Linked DNA regions of Homo sapiens: region 2 is linked to region 1. Evidence: chromatin contacts called from ENCODE Hi-C or POLR2A ChIA-PET data. All regions are on one chromosome and are shown on one strand. Each heading gives the region's core, a stretch centred on a gene start or an enhancer-like site at or near the end of the contact. The rest is flanking DNA. Distances are from core to core; before and after follow the strand shown. Region 1 overlaps HEG1 (heart development protein with EGF like domains 1). Region 2 overlaps SLC12A8 (solute carrier family 12 member 8).

Region 1 (3,066 bases), core at 205-2,704:
CAGCTCACTGCAACCTCCATGTCTCGGGCTCAAGCAATCCTTCCACCTCAGCCTTCCAAGTAGCTGGGACCACCGGTATGCACCACCACACCCAGCTAATTTTGTTTATTTTTTTGTAGAGACAAGGTCTCACTATGTTGCCCAGGCTGGTCTTGAACTCGTGGGCTCAAGTGATCCTCCTGCCTTGGTCTCCCAAAGTGCTAGAATTACAGGCATGAGCCACCATGCCTAGTGAATTATAATTATTTTCTAATTCTCACTTTGGCCATATCTAATCTGTTGTTGAGTTTTTAAAATTTCAATTATTACTTTTTTTATTTCTAGAATTTCCATCTAGCTTTCTTTCAAATATTTTGGGTTATTATTTATAGTCTCTTTTTAAAAAAATTTTTTCTAATGTAATTTTGTATACTTCTTTGTCTGGTAATTCTAGCATTTGAAGTCTTTGCTTCTCTAATTTGTTGGCAATTGTTTAACAAGCAAAGACTTCAACTACTAGAATTACCAGACAAAGAGGTGTGGATGTCTTGTTTCCTCATGGATGCCTCGTTTTCTCAATAAATGATAAAAACTGGTTTGAAGATATGTTTATCTAGAGAGCATTTGTATTTGTGTCTACACAATACAGGTACCTGGAGGCACTATCCATCAGGACCGCCCCTGCCCCATTATTAACAGGATGTGTGTGTATTGGAGATATAATTTACATCAGTGGTCCCCAACCTTTTTGGCACCAGGGACTGGTTTCATGGAAGACAATTTTTCCACGGATAGGGCGGGGTGGGGTGGGCCGGGGGTTGGGATGAAACTCTTCCACCTCAGATCATATCAGGCATTAGATTCTCATACGGAGCATGCAACCTAGATCTTTCGCACATGCGCAGTTCACAATAATGTTCTTGCTCCTTTGAGAATCTGATGCCACTGCTGATCTGTCAGGAGGCGGAGCTGAGGCGGTAATGCTCGCTCGCCCACTGCTCACCTCCTCCTGTGCAGCCTGGTTCCTAATAGCCCGCGGACCGCTACCAGTCCATGTCCTGGGTTTGGAGGTCCCTGATTTACATGCCATAAAGTTTACCCTTTGAAAGTATACAATTCGGTGGGTTTTAGTACATTCCCAGGATTCAGGACCACTCGTAAATACATCCTCAGTTTAGACCACAGAGGTAATGTGACATACAGCACACCCATACGAGGGCTAGCTTTGTGATTATATATACTCGGGTGAGATTTATTTTTTCTTTCACTTGAAACCAAGATTGAAGGGCCAGGTTTCCTTGCTGTGCCCTTCTGCGGGGCCGGTTTGTTTCTATTTGCCTTACACCCAAGGCATAGCTGTGTAAAGTCCCAGCTTTACACAGTGGTTTCCCGTTGGATTCCCTCCTTGAGAATCGTGGCTCCCATCTCCTGATTCTTGGCAGCCATCAGAACAGAAATTCAAGGTCACAAATGTTGAACAGGTGCCTCCAGGGCAGCTGCCAGCCTCAACATTAGCTCACTTCTCTGGATTCCTAGTCATGGTTCATTTTTGGCCTCAGATTTGATTCTTTACTTACTTGCCAGCTCAGCAGTGCTTTTAGAAATTTTTTTAAAAAAATATTTTATTCAGCATTTTGAGTTGTTTATAGTGGCAGGGTTATGGAGGATACTGCAGGACTGTTGTCTACCTTTCAGTTTTGTTTATGGTGTGCATTTTTTCTTTCTTACATCTTTAGTCACCCCTCTAGGAAGAGAGCGCAGGTCAGTGTGGGTCCTGCCCTGTCTGCATGTGGCCATTCTTTTCCCCTCGGAGACTGCACTGGAGTTCCCTGAGCTGAATGGGCTCTGGGACTTCCAATCCTGGTCCTTGGAGAGGAAGGGAACAAAGCTGCTTCCTCAAAGGCCCCGCCACACTCACCAATGGCTGAGTCTCACCTTGTCTGAAGGTTGTAATGGAGCCAAGTTCATTGCCTTCCCTTTGCTCAGAGCTGGCCAGCTTTGGGGCATGGGTTTTGAGTGCCTTCTGCTTCCCTACAATCACTTCTCTCTGTCTTCCTTGGAGAATAATGTCTCATTGTGCACAGTTAGCCAAGAGGAGACAGAAAGCATCCTCAGACCTTTCACCTCCTCCCAGGAGACCAGCTTGCCTTCGCAGCTCCCAGAGGTAGAACAAAGGGACATGCCCTGTGGGCCACTGTTGTCTGTAACCCCAGTCTCTCAAGCTGAACTTACAGGCCTTGTGGCTGCCCCTGGAAACGCCCTTCCACATCCCATTTCTAGCTGCATGTGGGTCTTGCCTGTCTGGAACTGGGCCCCAGAGGAGCCCAGAGGCATGGCAACTTCCCTCCCCCTCCAGGAAGCCTCTGTTAATTATCACCCACAGGAAACAGAACAGGAGGCATAAAAACAGTTATCTCAAGGGATTTGGGGAGGAAGTGATTCCCTCAGGAAAGCCTGTCAGAATGTCTTCTGGAAGTTTTTTATAATCTTCACCCCCTAACCCCAAATAAGTGAGCCACTGCTTCTAGAAGGAGTGAATCAGAGTGGAGAAATGTTCAGAACCATTGATCTAGAACTGCACTGGCAAGTGATGCAGCCACCAGCCACGTGTGGTTGACGCAGCCACCAGCCACGTGTGGCTATGGAGCTCTTGAGATGTGGCTCCTAAAACATTCACTGGATTTTAAATGTTTAACACCAAAAAAAGAATATAAAATATCTCAATATTTTTATATCAGTTACATATTGAAGTGATAATCTTTTGGATATGTTGAGTGAAATAAAATATTAATATTGAAATTAATTTCACATTTTTTAATTTTAAAAATGCAGCTACTAGAAAATTTAAAGTGTACACATGTGGATTGTGTTTGTGACTCAGTATCTCTTAGGCAGCACTGATCTGAAAGATAACTTGTTCCGTGTGTATGTGTGTGTGCGTGTGTGTGTGTGTATGCATGCCTGTGTGTGTAGGTGTTTAAGTGTATGTGTATGTGTGTATATGTGTATGTGTGCATGTGTATGTGTGTGTATGTGTGCCTGTGTGTGTATGTGTGTGTGTGGGGGGTATATGTGGGTGTGTGTGTG
Region 2 (3,066 bases), core at 249-2,748, 75 kb before region 1:
CTCTGGCGTCTACACTTCCTGTTAACCATCATGAACCAAACCTTAACTGATACATAAAGGGCAGCTCAGTTGAGACATGGCTGGAATGATTAAAATAGACATTCCTAAAGTCCAGGGGAGGACCAAAGAGACATAAACAGAGAATCCCATTTCCCACTAATATGGTTTGCAAGCTAGAGTTCATTTTTGTCTTGTTGGGGTACCCCAGAGGGCCTCCCCAGCCGCTTCCAATTTTCAGCCTCTCTCTGGTTTAGGGAACACATCGTTGCAACTTATCCTTGATTTCTTCCTTTATCTTCCTCCAAAAATGCAGTTTGGTTTTGGACATAGTCCGTTTGAGATCCTATTAGACGTTCACTGGAAATGTTGAGTAGGCAGTTGGATATGTAAACCTGGGTTTCAGGGGAATGTTTTAGGCTGGAGATTCAAATTTGGAAGTTGTCAGTATAATGCCGGTATTCAAAGCCGTGAGCCTAGTTGAGCTCACCAAGGGAGGGAGTACAGATAGAGATCTGAGGATGGAGCCTGGGGCTGCTTTAAATGTGGAGTTCAGAGACGTGAAAAGCCAGCCACAGAAACCAAGAAGGAGCAGCCAGTGAAGAGGGAGGCCAATCAGGAGAAGTAAGGTGAAGAAAGTGTTTCGAAGAGGACTGAGTAGCCAGCTGGGTTAAAGAAGACAGGGACTGAGAAGTGACTGTTGCTTTTGGCCCAAGAACTATGTCAGTGACTGTGATGAAGAGCTCCCAGGAGAGGCAGCTAGCACCTTTTTTCCACTCCTGTCCACCTGAAGGTCACCATACCCACCTCCATTAATAACAGGTGTGTGTAATGTGTGTGTGTGAGTATTTGCGGATACTCAGTGTCAGAATTAGTGTCAGAATTCCCCTCCTCCAGCCACCAGTGATTCTGCTGTGTCTTCCGCAATCTGCCTCTCCCTGGGAAGAATCAACTTTGCATTTCTTTGATTTTCTATGCTGGTATTAAAACCCAATGAAAGACAAAAGGAGGAAATATTTGGGAAGTCAAAGTTCTATAATAATGCCCCATGTTCATAGTTATTCCTATGGCTGGGCACAGTGGCTCATGCCTGTAATCCTAACACTCTGGTAGGCCAAGGTGGGCAGATTGCTTGAGGCCAGGAGTTTGTGACTGGCCTGGGCAACATAGCAAAACCACGTCTCTACAAGAAATACAAAAATTAGCCATGCATGGTGGTGTGCACCTGTAGTCCCAGCTATTCAGGATGCTGAGGTGGGAGGATGGCTTAAGCCCAAGAGGCGGAGGTTGCAATGAGCTGAGATCACATCACTGCAGTCCAGCCTGGGCAACAGAGCCAGACCCGGTCTCAAAAAAAGAAAAAAAAAAAAAAGTTGCTAATGCAACTAATATCTGTGGAGCTTACTGCATGTCAGTCTGTGTGAAGCATTTCGCATGCATGAACTAATCCCATGAGTAGGATATTATTATCTCAAGTTTATAGATGAATAATCACATGGGGAGAAGTGGCTGAGTCATTATGAGTTGTGTTTCTAGCCTGTAACTTCTGAAATCTCTGAAGCGTTCTATCTGAAATTTTATGGTCCTGCATGTTATTTTTGTTCCTGCAGAAGGGGCCAAACAAAACACCCGTGGCTGCCATCTGCCTGACCAGCTTGGTGACCATGGCCTTTGTTTTTGTGGGTCAAGTGAACGTTCTGGCCCCCATCGTCACCATCAACTTCATGCTGACATACGTTGCAGTGGACTACTCTTACTTCTCCCTGTCCATGTGTTCCTGCAGCCTGACCCCGGTGCCTGAGCCGGTGCTCAGGGAGGGCGCAGAAGGCCTCCACTGCTCTGAGCACCTGCTCTTAGAGAAAGCTCCCAGTTACGGCTCTGAGGGACCTGCCCAAAGAGTCTTGGAGGGCACGCTACTGGAATTCACCAAGGACATGGATCAGCTCCTCCAGCTAACCAGGAAGCTTGAGAGTAGCCAGCCCAGGCAAGGAGAGGGTAACAGGACCCCAGAAAGTCAGAAGAGGAAAAGCAAGAAGGCCACCAAGCAGACCCTACAAGATAGCTTCCTCTTGGACCTCAAATCCCCTCCTTCTTTCCCTGTCGAGATCTCTGACAGGTTGCCCGCTGCCTCCTGGGAGGGGCAGGAGTCCTGCTGGAACAAGCAGACTTCCAAGAGCGAAGGGACTCAGCCTGAGGGAACATATGGAGAGCAACTTGTTCCTGAGCTGTGCAACCAATCAGAGTCCAGTGGAGAAGGTGAGTGCTCTGGTATCACACTGGGGCCTCTTATTTGGGGATGACCACTGATTATCCTACCTACCCAGTTATTGTGAACCAGTTATAACTGGGTTTAAAATCCTTGTTAATTTTGTGCAATATTTGTTTTAAAACATTATATTCAGGTATCAGCTGAATTATTTGTAATTATACTCTGTTATAGATAGTTAATTTTAAACAGAAATTTCTATCTACTCCTGTATGTTAGACCTGAGAGCCACAGCTAGTAATTGGGTATCAATCTCTTTTCACTCAAAAATGAACAGAAGTATAAAGCCTCAATGTGAGTAAAATCAATCTCTCCTTACAAGAGAAGTGGAAATGTGTTGTGATAAACTACCTGTTAAGGATGCAATATGTTTTCTTTGTGGAAGATGAACCTCCCAAACCAGGCAAGAGGGGATGGACAGAAGGTGGCTCAAGCTTTGTTTTCTCAAATCTATAAACACAGAGATACACAGAGACACTCACAGAGAGGCTTATAGAGCATGAGAAATTCTGAAAATGAGAACTCGTATTTTCAAGGACCTACCATATTCTAGGTGCTTTACATCTATTACTTCGTGTAATATAACATATATTAGCATTTTCCCTTTTACAAGTAAGACCTTGTGTCCACATGAGGTCACAGAGAAGACTCTGACCTGATTCTTTGCACAGCTGGACATCACCCTGCATTGTATTGTCTGTATTTGAGGCCCATGTACTTTCCTCTACATTATGCTCTCCCTGGAGCTATATACAGACAGGTGTGGGCAAAGAGGAGGAGATGAGGGACATAGAAGGAGGTGT

What was found. A loop is a pair of places that touch in the nucleus more often than their neighbours do. ChIA-PET counts read pairs that join two places held with the same protein, here RNA polymerase II (POLR2A). Pooled maps may share reads with other maps.
Region 2: a pooled map shows a loop between it and region 1 (5-fold over the local background). The contact joins two enhancer-like sites. A Hi-C loop is called at or near these places in 2 of 37 single-sample maps with no recorded cell type and 8 of 50 pooled maps. POLR2A ChIA-PET finds 5 or more read pairs at or near these places in 4 of 52 experiments (BJ, GM12878, activated B cell and 1 more).

What each region holds. Positions count from the first base shown.
Region 1 is chr3:125,031,684-125,034,749 of GRCh38, reverse strand. All of the region lies in intron 1 of HEG1 (heart development protein with EGF like domains 1), which reads left to right. Among named protein-coding and RNA genes, the nearest start is that of HEG1, 23 kb to the left of the region's middle. Within about 2 kb of position 1,454, at least 7 of the 41 ENCODE cell types and tissues checked have a DNase peak (open chromatin) inside an H3K27ac peak, as active enhancers do.
Region 2 is chr3:125,106,668-125,109,733 of GRCh38, reverse strand. SLC12A8 (solute carrier family 12 member 8) reads left to right here. Exons shown (of 14, transcript NM_024628.6): 10 at 1,608-2,253. Among named protein-coding and RNA genes, the nearest start is that of MIR5092, 43 kb to the left of the region's middle. RefSeq lists enhancers at 567-736, 757-836, 1,417-1,486, 1,497-1,546, 1,321-1,821 and 1 more. Within about 2 kb of position 1,498, at least 5 of the 41 ENCODE cell types and tissues checked have a DNase peak (open chromatin) inside an H3K27ac peak, as active enhancers do.